2 separate regions of the Homo sapiens genome follow, and region 2 is linked to region 1. Evidence: chromatin contacts called from ENCODE Hi-C or POLR2A ChIA-PET data. All regions are on one chromosome and are shown on one strand. The core of a region is the stretch at or near the end of the contact, and the rest is flanking DNA. Distances in the headings are between cores, read along the strand shown. Region 1 has its middle 120 kb from the start of TM2D1. Region 2 has its middle 30 kb from the start of NFIA.

Region 1 (7,492 bases), core at 3,233-5,732:
GGAGTTAATTAATTTTGCCACGAGGGAAATAGAGTAAGGAAAGACCTCACTGAAGAGGCTAAATTGTAGCTGGGCCTTGATGGATGACTAAGAATCCAGTAGGTGGTGAAGTGGGGAAAGAAGATTCTAGTCCAAGAATACATCATGAGCAAAGGCACGGAGGTGTGTAAGCATGTGGGGTATGGAGACAACAGTGAGTAGTCCTGTTTGGTGAGAACACAGGGTGTGGAGATGATGCTGGTAGAAATGAGGCTGTATCATAGTAGATTGAGACCAGATTCTACTGCCTTATCCTATAAGCCACAGGACTCATTGAAGGCTTTTAATCAAGAGACTGTATAGCCAAATATGTGCTTTAAAAAAGTTACTCAAGAAGAACTAGACTGGCAGTAGAGAAAAGAGAAACAGGCGGTGGGGGGCGGTGGGGCAGAAAGGAGGCTTCTGCAGACAAGGGACAGTAAGTGCCCAAATGGGGGTGGCGTGGGATGCGGGCATAGAGAGAAGGAAATAGCACCACCTCATAGCGCAAGGATGCTCTTGAAAATGACCTATCATAAGAGCTTTGATCAATATAAAGAAAATTCATTAGTCTAATTTTTTCATTGCTCATGTTCTAATATTAATGTTTGCATATGTGTATACATAATTAAATTACACATATAAATGGGAGTTCCAAGAGTAATCTCAGATTTTAAAATTTAGCCTCATGACAATCCTATAAAGTAGGTACTGTTACTCCCATTTTACAGAGAAGAAAACTGAGGCTCAGTGATTTAAAAAACCCAAGATAAGTGATGTGAAATCACACATCTTCTAAGTGTCAAAGATGGCATTTGGACCCAGAGCAACTCAAGATTAATTACTATTCTATACCACGTGAACGATTAATTTGCCAATGTTATTATCCACCTGTAATATATGTTGAATCGCCTACATACATACCACTTCTTTTCACTTATATATATGAAAAGGTAGATGTGTATGACCCGTGTTGAAAGCAGGAGAAAATTACCAAGAAACATGAAAATAACAGTGAGTGAGCCCAACATCTGTAGTAACCCAAATGAGTTGGACTTGCAGTTTAAGAAAAGCTAATAATTTTTTTCCTGAGTGCTGATTCATCAAGTAATTTTGATTCTCTTACTCTACTACAATCAACGTATTAATCAATCTCACTGGCAGTGTACCTAGCATTGTGCTGGGGAAATACATCGTACATCTTCCCAGGAGAAAGATCCCGGGACTCTGAGACAGGAGACATGGTTGGCAGCCCTGGCTCTGCCATTAGCCTGCCACACGGGCTGGGACTATCCACTTGACTTTTAGGAGCCTCTCTTTCACCATTGGAAATAGCATCGATGATCACAAAGGTCCTTATCATGCCTTCAATGTTCTCGTGCCTGCCTTACAGGATTCATTTCGAGAAAAAAGAGTGGTTAGTACTCAACATAAAGTATAGTAATAAAACACATTCAATTGCCACGACTGGTTTAGTAATCACTTGGCCTCCTCTGAAACAACCTCCTAAATATGCAAGGGGAGTGTTTATCATTCCTGCGCCTAAGGAGCCTGACACTTCACTGAGAGAATGAGCTTTATAATTTCTTACTTTTTCAAAAATGCCTGCATTGAAATCTTGCAGGATGTTTAAAATGGCTTTTAGAGAACCTGAGGCACTTTGAAGTGGGTGGAGTTGTTCAATGCCTTATTCCTCCTTCCATTTCATCTTACGTAGAGAATCCCCAGTGGTGATTTTTATACATGTTAAGGTACTTAATCGAGACCTTTGGAGTTTGGCCAGTGAGTAGTTTGCTCTGAGACAAAATATTCTGAAAGATGGCTGGATACACATGCTGTTTCCTAGAATTAAAGATTGCAAATAGATGTATGCATCTGGTTTCTTGCAGGGGAAGACCAACCATAAGGTGAATGGAACATAAACTTGCTTTTGCCGCTTCAACAGCACCATCCGTTCTTGCTAGCATCTTTTTTACTTCCAGAGGGTTTGAAGAAGCACGTGTTGTCTTGCAACAGTGCAGTCCCTGCTGTCTTCCAGCTCTAATTGTCAAGATGCTAGTCTCCAGAGAGCGAGGGCTCCAAGCAGTTATTAGAGATGATGGCATTCCTGGAGTGCTGGGGGGCATGCTCTGCCCTCCAAACTAAACAGTTCTCTTATGGCTTCACCCTATGCATTCCTCCTTATATTAATGCAGGAGCTGATAGATTGGTTGAGAAGCTGCAACTAATATTTTTGAGGGCATAAAAGATGATTGTGTTAGTTCTAATTCCAGAGCCCATCTTTTTAGCAGATTATGATGGATGACTCGCCGTGGTGGTCAGCGCCTCCTGTATATTTTAGGTGGAATGCTTTCTTTTGACACATACTTTACAGAGACACATGTGTATCCTATTTTAATTAATGGAAGAAATGATTCACTCACAAGTGAAAGATTTAATTAAATAAAGGGTCAGCACTGGTCAGCCATGAATCGCAAAATACCTCAGGTGTTTATTAGTCTCTCTGCCATCTCTGCATGCTATCTGGAGTGCCACATGGCAGTAAAAGCAGGCCTTGCAAAGAAATGAAATGAAGTTTCATTCATTCATTCATCCAACAAATAGTAATTGAGCCCCTACTGTGTTTGAGGCACTGTGTTAGGCTCTGGAGATACCATGGGGAAGAAAGACCTAGTTTTTACCCTTATGGTGACTACAGTACAGTGGGGGAGGAAAGAAAAAAATGAGGAAAGGACAAAAAGGACACAGTTATTACAGATTGCAACATGCTTCATGAAGTAAAAATAACAGTTTGTGGGCGGTTTTCCTTGCAATGTTTTGTAATCATTTTTTAAAGAAATTAATACTCATCTTTACAATGCCATACTTGTTTAATTTTGGAATATATACCTGAAATCAATCTGGCCCCCATGCAGTAGATAAAATATTTTATTCCTATGAGCAGCAGCTATACATATTGAGTTTCCCAAACTTAGGATCATTGTTATTTTCAGGAAATATTGGAGAACACAATTGCTTATCTCGTTAGCTCCTTCCTCTAAGTTGGTCAACCTTGTGCTTTGGAATCAGACAACCCTGGATTCAAATCCTGACTTCTTGACTTGTTCACTTTCTAACCTATAGTATTACTTTGCTTTTCTGACTTCAGAGAATAATAATAATAGTACATAAGACACTGAGTCATTATGAGATAATACATAGAGTACCGAATACACAAAAAGGACTCCATTGATATTTGTAGTTCATGTTCTTGTTATATTATTATTATTATTATTATTATTAGTAGTAGTAGTAGTAGTAGTAGTAGTATTTTTCCCTCTCTTCTGGAACTTTCCACATTCTACTTTTTTCTAGTTGTTCATGTTATTTTCTTATTCTGTCATTTGGTTACAGAGGTCACAACTCTTTTAGCACTGAACCCAGGTGATATATGGTTAATACTCAATAAATAATTGCTGAATAAATAAATAAAAGTATTTCTACCTCTTTTTGGAACTGAGTAGAGAACAAGTTAACAATAAACAAAGTCTCCCGAAAGCTTCCCATGACACTTGGAATAAAATATAAATGCCTTGTCATGCTAAACGGGAGCCTACAGGCTTTGGTCTCTGCTTACCTTTCTAATCTCAAACACCACCACTTCCCCTTCCACACTGGCATCAGCCACTGGCTTTGCCTGTCTAGGGAATGCCTTTCCTCTAGAACTATGTATGGCTCACTCCTTCCAGTCTTTCTGCTCAGGTATCTTCTCCTCCAAGAAGTCTTCTCTAATCACCTTACCTATTCATTTTCTATATCCTTATCTTAATATAGTGCCTTATTTTTCCTTAAAGTGTTATTGCTGTTGGAAATTAAATTATAGATTTTTGAATTTACAAGTTGATTGTATATCTCCCCCACTTATAACATACAAATTGCTGAGGGCAAGAGACTTGTCTGTCCTTGTTCAGCCCTGAGTCATCATGCCATTGAATGAATCAGACAAATGAAGAATCTATTTTTATTTTCCTGAGAAAATATAGGTGTAAGAACTATCCAAATAGTTTCCAAAGTACAGTAGCCTCTAAAATATAAGAACGTTCCCTAAAATTTCTTGCTTGCGGCAGGCACTTCTGAATTTAATTTCAGAATGACAGGAAAGGGAAAAATAAATTATTCTAGTCACATGGAAAATGAAGAAAAAACCAAAAGGAGGTCTCCCAACCCCCAAATTTTAATAGATTTCCTAAACAGTTTTGCTTTCTCACCATGAGTCTAACCTTTTTGTAACACTTCCTTTGCGATTAATAAGTAGCTGGTTACTCTTGTTCTCCAAGCCAGGAAACATGGATTTTCTTTAGTTTTCACATGATCTGGCCCAAAGCATCGAGCAGGAAACTTGGATGTTTCACTTGGCATATTTCACTGACTGAGAACCAAAGAACTGCAAACAAGAGAGATGTCTCCATTTGCCTAGGACGTCTTCGTGGTAGAGGAAAGGCGAGAATCATGTATACCAAGATACTGTCCAGGAAATAACAACTGTGATTAACTCCCACTGGAATGGAAGAAAGGAGGGGAACTGGTAGATTTTCTTCTACTTCTAAAAATGTGAGCCATCAGAGCCTGGGTGTGCCATGTACAAGTTGTTGCATGGTGTGGGGCTTTGCTGTGGTTGTTTGGAGCGTTTTGTCCCGGAAGTCTCTCCAAAGAGCCTTGCCGGCTGTTCCTGGCAACGTCGGGCCTGGCTTACTCAGATTAGTGTTTTAGGAGAGGTGCTTTGGGGTAACAGAACTGGCTTCATTTCCACCATGACCACATCGGCCCTGTTTTCTGCTGTGCAAAAACAAAATTCTAAAAAATGTTACCATACCAAATTGTAGGCTGCTTTTGTTTTATAAACAATTTTTTTAGTCTGTGGAAACTGTAATAAAGACTAATGACATATCCAGTTGTTTTCCAGAGCGCCAACTCAACTTGGGGGACTTTTTCTCTCAGCATGAGGTCCTGTCTTTCTTTCCTAGCAGATATTCCTGAAATTCATCTCCATGCGGTCAAGTACGTAGCAGTGGGGTGAAGTACTTGGCACCCCACCGTGGAACCATGAGCTTCTTTCTGCCTCTGAAAGAGGAGGTTTTGGAACCACCAATAGAGCACCAGTGGGCACCAGCTAGAGTCAAGGAAGTGTTCTTGGAGCGGATCTCAGTTCTGCCAGGCAAGGAAGAGGCTCCCTTGTAAAGGGTGTGATGCATTTGGGGCTCACATAGCCCACGGGCAGTGAGAATATTTCACGAAGGCTTTGTTATTCCCAGATGCCTAGACAATTCCCTGAAGTTCATTGCTTTCAAATGCCTCGCTGCTCTGAGTACGATTTCATATGAGGGAAGCAAGATGAAAGCTTACAACAGGATGTCACTGATTTTTCAAACACAAAGCAGGCCAAGGTGATAATACTAATGGAACAAATGTGCTCTAGGAGAAAATCTAGTAGATTCTTATCATTTACACACATGAAAAATCACAAAATCGAGGTGAGCGCCAGAAGCCTTTCCCTTGTAACCAAGAAAACTTGGGCTAGCTGCTCTAATCGCCTGAGGACAGATCCCATTTACAACTGATTCCATCTACAGCTGAGGGAATCCGTGCAGTGTTTTCACTCCCAGATTGCATGAAGCCATGGTTAAGAATCAGACTGCCATCCCATGATTGTGCCTTAAATTTCACGTCTATAAAAACAGAAAAATAATAAACTTATCTAAAAGTGTTGTTATAAAAATTAAATAAACTAATCTACAAATGTGCTTGGCATAGAGTCTAGTATATAGTGAGTGCTCGATAAATATTACTTACAAAATAAAATTATTATTACAGTTATAATTTATGGCATTATTATTATAATTTTCACTGTCTTTTGAATTGAGATTGTCTTGTAGCCTGTATATTAAGAGGTAAAATACAAAATCACTGTTCTTCAAGGCAAATTTATTGGAAAAATACTACAGGTGATGCTACAGATTTCTTTAAGTATATTCTTAACATTCTCTTCTACTAATAGTCTATAAGTCCCCTTTTAATATCTTCTTTACTATTCTTTCTTCAGTGCCTGATGCATGAGACTCCTCAAAAAAAATTGCTAATTTTTTTTAGCAAATAAGTGTTCTTTATTCATACAGAAAAAATTCATTCATACTTTCAACCTAAGAAAGCTGATTGAAAACAACAGTAATAACTACTGCCTGAGTAACCTCTACTGTTCTTCCATCTAACACTTTTTCAGCAAAGAAATTTCCCTGGTGAGTATAAAAGTTCTAAGATTGATGTCATTGTGAGCAAGTGAGCTCTCCATCCTTGCATTTCACTCTTCCTGGTGGTCTCTGTTAAAGAGATCTCGCTCTTAAGAACAGAACCTACAAGACTGGCTAGAACATCTCCTTAGATACATCATTTGAAACACTGACTCATTATTTTAATAGCATCTTTCTTAAATTAGGGTCAGAATTCTTTTCCCAGCATCATCCTTTCTATCTATTTTAAGACAGAGCCATCACTGTCTCATGTCCCCACTAATTGGATAAGTGGGTCTTTCTGACCTTGCAACAACTAAGTAGAAAGCATACTTAGTGACTGTAAAATTGACAGGCTTCTCTTTTTCTAAGTGGCAGGTATAATCTAGGACTTTTTGAACAGCACTTTGAGTTCCTACACTTTTCTATAAAGGGGTTTATATGTGAGTTGGCAGAAGATGGGGAGTTAACAATGCAGGGATCTACCACGTTCATTTCAAGCCATGTGCAAGGGGTTTCCATTGCACCACATGGAGAGAGTAACATGTTGGCAGATACCACCATGGCTTGTATTCTGACCCCTAGCCGGGAAATCTAGAAGCTGGGCCATGGGATAACCGGCCTTTTTGATGGTGGAGTCAGGAGACGGCAGCTGAGACTCCAGAGAGCTTTCCCCGCTCCTCTTCCATGTGAGGATATAATGAGAAATTAGCTCCCTAGCAGCTCATAATGAGGCTGTCATCTACTGCGGTGAGAGGGCAGAGAAAGTTAAGGTCAAAGTGGCCAAGCACCAGAAAAGGTTAAATGACCAACCAAAGCATATCTGTTATGCAGGGTCAGGGCCTTGGCTGGGAAACAAATAGGACTGAACACTTGGAATCATGTGGTTGAATGCCCCTTCAAATTTTGAACTCCTAGACTTCTCTGAATTCTTTCAGCCTGAGAAATGTCCATTCCTCCCTAATAAGAGCAAGAACTTCTCCTTGCTTGAAGACAATGAAGAGGCCTCTGATCTGAAAGACAACATATAGCCCCCTCAGGACCTGTTCCCAATTTCTCCCTTACCAGTAGGCCTATAACTAGGATCAGGTCACGATATAATCCCACCAGCGTTAGACCATCCAAGGCTTGATAAGGGAGGAAAGGGACTATTCCCCAAAGGTACTACAAAACATAGTCAATATGTACCAGCAGAAGCTGGGCACTCAGTA
Region 2 (6,974 bases), core at 39-2,538, 560 kb before region 1:
AATAAATAAATAAATAATTAAAAACTATTTTTAAAAAAGAAATAGGTGAAAATTCCTTAGAAGGCACCTACAGCTTCTTACCTACATCATCTCATTAAATTCTCACAATGACTCTATCAGACAGGTACCACTATTCCCTCTTTTGAGGGATGAGGAAACAGAGACTCAGGGAGATAAAGTAACTTGCCCAAGGTTACACAGCTATTCTCAAGGAAACGTAGTGCATCCCATGAAAATAGCCTGGAGTCGAGATACTGGAGTCAAAGTGCAGCCAAAATTGTCAGGGTGCAACCTGCCTGTCCAATCAGAGCTGCTACTTCTTTGATACTGGAATCCCCCAATTCCTGAAATTAACACCCAGTTCTCCACTCCCCAAAAGCACACGCTGAGTGCCCTCAGGGCTCTTGCTGTTGCCAACGGACCTATAACTCGGTACAGGCTCAGGCAGCTGAGAGGAGGCTGTGGACACAACAGGCCTTGCTAGGCTTGCTGGGACGGGGCCACATTACTTTGCAGGCGCGTCTTTCTCCTGCCTGCTATCTAGAGCTCGCCTGTAGGTGGCGCCCTGCTTCGCTCAGGGGAATTTGGAGGGCGAGGACACGGGTCACCAGCTGCCTCCCCTGAAGGCCAATTTAAGTTGTCCCCTGGCTTGAACTGAGCGCAGGAACCTCGGTGATGGGGACATGCCCCCCTCCCCGCGCGCTCTTCCTCTCCCAGCCCCCCTGCCCTCCCCTCTCCAGGGGCTGGCGGGCCCGCGCTTCCTCCGAGGTCGGGCTACGCGGCGCGATCTCCAAGCGCTGGGGCCGAGCTTGGCGCTCCGGGGCGGCGCTTCGGTCCCCGACCCTCGGGCCGGCCCGCTGGCCCCCACTCCGCTTCCTCCCGGCACCCGCTTCGCCGGCAGCTGTAGCGGAGGTGGAGGGATGGGGGACTGTGACCCCCGTGAGTGCCGGCGGGGCGGGGCAGCTTTAAAAACTTCTGAAAGGCCTGGTTCAAAGCCTCAAAGGATAGAACTTGGGCCGGAAGGCGGTTTCCACGGAGGGGCCTAAAAGGGGGCTGGGGGTGCACCTGCAGGGCCAGGAGCTGCGGCTTGGGAAGGGGGGCCCGGTCACCGCGAGCGCCGCAGTCCCCGCCCCGCACTCGCCGCCCCTTGGAGCCGCCGCGGCCCCGCCCGGGCCCTGCGCTTTCATCCTCCCCACGGGACAGCGGCCGCGCGGGGCGGGGGCGGCTCTGGCCGGCGCGCTCCCGGCGGGGTCTTCCTTCCCTCCGGCCCCTCCCTGGGAACCCGAGATTTCGCCGCAGAGCTGAACTCCCAGATTTTAACCCCAACCCCCCCGGGCGGGAGGCCGCGGAGAACCGGGAGTCGCGACCGAGGAAGCGTCCCCAGTCACCTCCTAGCCCCCCACACAGAGCCCCGGGGAGGGTGAGGAGGAGGAAGAGCGGGAGGAAGACCCGCGCCGGTGGGTGGGGGCAGGGAGGGGGCGTCCGGGGTCGCAGGGCGGCGCTCCGGAGAGTGGCCCCGGCGGCGTCCGGAGTCGCTGCGGCCGCCGTGCCACCTCGGGCAGGTGGGGGGGGGAATGCGCGGCCGCCGCCAACCAGGGTCGCTCCGCCGTAGACGCCGAGCAGACGCGGTCCGGCGCTCGGCCGGAGAGCCGGCTAAGGGGCTTTTCATTAGCACCGCATTAGGAGGACACTCATCCTCCAGAGTCCTTCCCGTGGAAGCTCTTGAGTGAATTAGGTAAATGATTTGCTCCATTTGTAGTTTCTGAAGATATTTTCTCAGATCTTCAATCGAGCGCTTTAGCCGGGGAGCATATCTGTGGGGGCCTCCTTCCCACTACCTAGGGTCTCACTCGGTGACAATTGCTGAGTCAGTGAGGACGTGTGGGGAAAGGTAAAAGTGGAATTGAGCAAAGCTGAGTAATTTAGCTAAGGAAGAGAAATCGCTACTGAAAATAGAATAGTTTAAAAATAAACTACATAAAGTTTATTCTTTTGCTTGGAGTCCTGCTCCTTGATCCGAGAAGGTAAAATCCATCAGAGTTGGGAGTTCCCTCCCCCCCATTAGCATTTATTACACTTTTTCAAAGTTACTGAAAGACTTCTTTTAGTGAATTTTAAGAAGCAATCGTGGTTGACATTACAGGCATCAAAGGTTTGGGGAACAGATGGGTAAACTTCCGAAGAGCTTAGTTGCAACACTAGCTCTCAAATTTAGTGTCAACTTTTATTTTAAAAAATAAAATAGGGTGGTGTTTTTATTAAACTTTTATATTTCAAGAGGTAGAGAACACCGAAGAGGAAAGAGACTGAAGGGAAAGTAGGGTGTTGGAAACAAAAAGAGAAAGGCGAGATTGACTGTAACATTCTGGTCTTCAACGAGTCCCAAGTTGGAATCCTAAAGCACTGCATATTTCTGGTAGCGTTAACTCTAACTGGAATATTGGCGGGCCTGGTCTCTAAGTGCGTCCTAAGAAAAAACAGATTTAAGCAAAATGGTTTTTTCCCTTTTGTGAAGGGAAAAAATTTAAGCACTTGCTTCATGCGGTAGCCCCAGCGGAAAAGCGAGCCCTCCCGCTCCCGGTGGCCTGAACTGAATTTGCTGCTTTAAAATCGGCAGGTGTGCCCAGCGTTCCCAGCGCTGCAGCCGGGACCTGATGAGTAAGAGTAAGAGGGCTCAACCGCAGGACATCACATGCCGGGTACCTAACGTCGGCATTTAAGCAGACAGGGACTAATATGCTGGAACTATCCTCCCGACACTGGCAAAGCCCAGAGACCGCATTTCCTACCACTTTGCCCACTTTGTACTGGGCACCCTCGGTAAACAGGATGAAAGCAACATTTTTATCCCTTAAGACGAAAATGTAACCTTTAGAATACTCCCTATTCCGGGGTTGACAGCAGGTCAAGGGCTCAGAGGCAAGCTTGCATTACACATAGGACAAGTACAACTTATCAGGGTGCAAAAAAGGGCAAGAAACTTTGTAAAAGTTGGAATCAGTATTCAAAGAGATAGTTTCAGGTGGTGCTACATAATGGCATGGTAACCACAAGAAGACCAGAAATGCTTGGAGTGCATTTCTGTTCTCGAAGAGGGGTTGAGGGTAGAGGCTTGGTGCACTGTGGTTTGAAGGTTTACAGAAAGCAGCCTTATCCTCATGAAGCTGGGAAGCTATGCTTTCTCCACAAAATACTTTTAATGATTTTCGCCCCAGAGATACCGGGATCCGAGACCTTCACAGGCTCTCCTGGCCTGAGGAATCACAAAACTTGCAAACTCTGCAGTTTTTCCCTTGAGTTCACTTTAAAAACACAGGCACCTTGAGCACAAAACAATTAAGGTGGTGGTTTCCCCGAGACAACAAACCAGGCACAAACACACACCTTAGTCTGCACTGGCACTAACATTCCCACTCTAGGGCCACTCACTGCCAGTTAAAGAACAAGAGCTATCCACTTCAAGTGTGGGGACAAGCTTCATTCAGGGTGCAAACACATGCCCACAAAACACAAAAGGGGAACGGTTACTCCAAAAGAAGTCTGAAGACTTCCAGTAAGCAGTAAAGAACAGCCCGGAAGGTCTGCAACCTGTCAGCTCCAGGGGCCGTCACCACTCCATCCTGTAGCCCCACAGCATTGAGTGCTGTGTTTCGAAAATTGGAAAGTGCTGGGTTTTAATTGGGGCTGGGTCCTGCCTTCTCCCCTCTTCCTCCAGATCGGGCCCTCTCTGTAAGCGGATTTGCTTTCCCGTGTATCGCCAGCAGGTCGTTTTTAGGCAATCTTGCTTCTGCAAAACGTTTTAAACATGGTAATATATTGCAGTCTTATTAAGTCCCCCTCCAGAAGTGGGTGAAAGGGGCTCTGTTTTCCTGAAAGATTCAGGAACTCCACTGTCTGAGCAAGACTAGCCCAAGGAAGGCTTGGATTGACTCCGCTATCCACTTAAGTGAAGACAGTATTTTTGTTGCTGTTGTTGTTTTTGGTTTATGTTTGTTTTTTGTTTTTGTTTGGTTGGTTTTGGTTTTGGTTTTGAATGCCTAGGAGATTTTAAATTCACATAATCCTCCCTCCAGGAGGAAAAAAAAAAAAAACAAGAAAACATTGAACTTGCTACCTTCATTATAAGCCACCCTAGAAGAAGCTGAGAGGACAGGCTGCTGAACTGGTGGACCACGAATTAATGTGGAGAACGAGGCCGTCCGGGCTAGGTTCCCGGGGCTCAAAGACGCAAAGGGAAGGCGACAAAGGTTTCTCACAGGTCGCCGTTAGGGAGAGGGGGCAGCGCAGGAAACCCGTTTATTTAAAGTTCAGTTGTGTTGGGCATCTGATCCAGGACAACTCGCCCAGGAGCCCGGCGGGTTTCAGCTGCCACCACGAAAGTAAGGATCGGTTCTGCCGCGTCGCCCCCTCCTTCCCCTTGGGATGTGCCAGGCGGGCGACAGATAAGGGGGCGCGGCGCGGGGTCAGCCACCGAGCCAGAGGGCGGCGCCCGGTTGCAGCGCTCCACAGCCGCCTCCTGCAGCCTCGCGGTCGTGACCTTGCCGAGCAGCTCCTGCGCCTCAGGCTCGGTCCCTGCACCCGCCCTCACTCCAGTCCCTCTCAGGGCCTGCAGTGGAAGATCCCCGTGGTCCGGGTGGGTGGCGATGGAGAGCAGAATTGAATTTATTTGCTCTCAAATTCCCCTAAAAGCTCTGAAACTGGGAAAGTCCGCGGGCTGCCAGGGACAGTAATCACTGTGTCCCCACCCGGACGCAGGAGGTCTCGGGAGGAGCTCCGAGGCCAAGCGCCCGCGACTTCTGGGTGCCAGGTTGCTGCAGACGAGAAATGAAGCCCGCCAGATTTGGGCTCCCGAAATTTTTTGAAGTATGAGTACCTTAGATTTCCCTTCTGATACAGCGCCTCTTTCGAAGGGGTGTGTGCGAGTGTGATAGTGAAGATGGGGTGGGGAGTTCTTGCCTGCTAAAAAGTCTCACCCTGGCCCCACAAGCGAGCAAGGGGGAGACAGGCAGGTGGAGGAGAAGGTAGCACACCCTCTTCTATTTTTATTCATTATTTTGAAAATTGTGTAAGATTGATCAAGTGGAGTCCTACGCTCACGCCCAGCGCTTGGAATGAATGAATGTTTCTCTCGGCGCTCTCAGCAAGATGCTTTCTACTAATGGAGAACTTTACCCCGGGTCTTGCAACCCACTAAACTTGGCGTCCCATGCCACACTGGGCGTCCCAGGCCTGCCTGCCCTCGACGGGGCGGTCTCTCTGCCGGCCCCTGGTAAAACAGTTACTGCACCTGGGGCTTCGCAGAGTGCAAGGAGGAAAGAAGTGGGGCATTACTTTCCAACAAGCAATGACCTCAGCCTGCCAGCGCCTACCTTGTTCTGGAAACACCTAATCTCTGCTTCCTCTATAAAGTTTAACTGCAGCTTGCCTCCAATCCCAAATTGCAAACACTAGCAGAATTGCTCCCTTAAGCATTTCCTTCCTTTGACCCTTCCTAAAGCCTTGTTCAAGTCAGCACTCTGGGGGTCCTTAAGAGAAAGAGAAATTCAGGATGGCCTTCTTTCAGTTTAAACTAATAATGACACAAAGGGAGCATACCTGAGTCCTGGGATTGTTTATACTTCTTCATAATTCAGTGACAGACTAGGCCTGAGGTAACAAGTTGTGTAGGAAAGAAAGCATTGCAACAGGAACATGGCTTGGAAAACTTCTCTCCAAAGGAAACCTTGGCTTCCTGCCACCTGGATAGTCACACATTAATAAGTATGCACTTAACATATACAGCCAACATTACATATTAGCATTGATCTGGTCAAGTGGAGAATTCTCCATAGTTGCTTAACTATTCCATGTATGGGAACAGATTTGGTAGGGAATGTTCTGGCCTATTCTTAATAATAATAAAGACTGCTGAGCTCCTTGCTTCACACTGACATCATAAAAGCCAGATAAAATAAACTGCTTAGAGGCCTCAGTGGAAATCCAGGAGCAGTTCAAAGATCCCCCTATTATATCTGACCTTGCTTTCCCTGTGTTTACATTGGAGTAATAATAACCTCTAAGATTCATTGAGCTGTTTGCTACATGTGCCATGCTCTGCTCTAAGCACTTTAATATGATAACTCATTTAATTCTGACAACAGCCCTATGAATTAGTTGCTGTTTTAATCTCCATTTAATAAATGTAGGAAACTGAGGCACAAATAAACTAAGTAATTTGCCTACTACTACTTAGCCTGTGCATGTTAAAACTAGCTAGTTGTTTGGCTGCAGCACCTGTGCTCTTGACCACTGACTACACAGACAAGAGGGGTTTTGAACAGTGATCTCTGCATGTGATCCTGCTTGGAGCTGTTTTCTGAAAAAAGTAGACAGGAAGTAATTAATCCCATTAATTTGGTACATCTAGACAGCCAACCTGGCATAGAAGAACTCTTACCCACTGAAAAGTTACTTTCCATAAGCTATCCAAGTGATTCAATGCATTTTATATACAGATCATAAATAAACAAGAACATTGAAAATTGTTCCATTCCCCATATCCTTTTGGTTGGTCCTTGAAAATGGTCTTTTTCCCCTCCCCCAGAAAATATATGATTAAATTGTCATTCTCAAAGAGCACTCATACACTGTATGTATTGCAGAGCTAGGACAATAACAGCTGTTAATACAGACAATCTTGATTGTTAAGGACGCATGCATACTGGACTCATCACTTTCATCACCTTCAGTTTAAACAGATGCCACCTGAGGAATATGACCTCTTTTTCTCTCCACATTAACCCCCTCCCCCATCATTATTCCCTCTTAAATAGAATCATGGATTGTCTGTGCAAAAAAAGACTTTAGAAACCACATCATTTACCCTCTGCAATTCTACAGATGAGGAAAGGGTGGGGTGGGGGTTGGGGGCACAGAAAAAGAAAGACTTGCCAGAGCTTACAAGGAACCCAGGACTCCGTATTTCCAGTTCACTC

The links. A loop is a pair of places that touch in the nucleus more often than their neighbours do. ChIA-PET counts read pairs that join two places held with the same protein, here RNA polymerase II (POLR2A). Pooled maps may share reads with other maps.
Region 2: a loop to region 1 is called in a map of ascending aorta, with 2.7 times the contacts of the local background. The contact joins two enhancer-like sites. A Hi-C loop is called at or near these places in 1 of 168 maps with a recorded cell type or tissue (ascending aorta) and 3 of 50 pooled maps. POLR2A ChIA-PET finds 5 or more read pairs at or near these places in 1 of 52 experiments (activated T-cell).

The regions. Positions count from the first base shown.
Region 1 is chr1:61,602,114-61,609,605 of GRCh38, forward strand. No RefSeq gene overlaps it. Among named protein-coding and RNA genes, the nearest start is that of TM2D1, 120 kb to the right of the region's middle. RefSeq lists an enhancer at 4,028-5,227. Within about 2 kb of position 4,483, at least 15 of the 41 ENCODE cell types and tissues checked have a DNase peak (open chromatin) inside an H3K27ac peak, as active enhancers do; they include ascending aorta, where a contact is called at or near this core.
Region 2 is chr1:61,049,508-61,056,481 of GRCh38, forward strand. No RefSeq gene overlaps it. Among named protein-coding and RNA genes, the nearest start is that of NFIA, 30 kb to the right of the region's middle. RefSeq lists an enhancer at 4,852-5,725. Within about 2 kb of position 1,289, at least 28 of the 41 ENCODE cell types and tissues checked have a DNase peak (open chromatin) inside an H3K27ac peak, as active enhancers do; they include ascending aorta, where a contact is called at or near this core.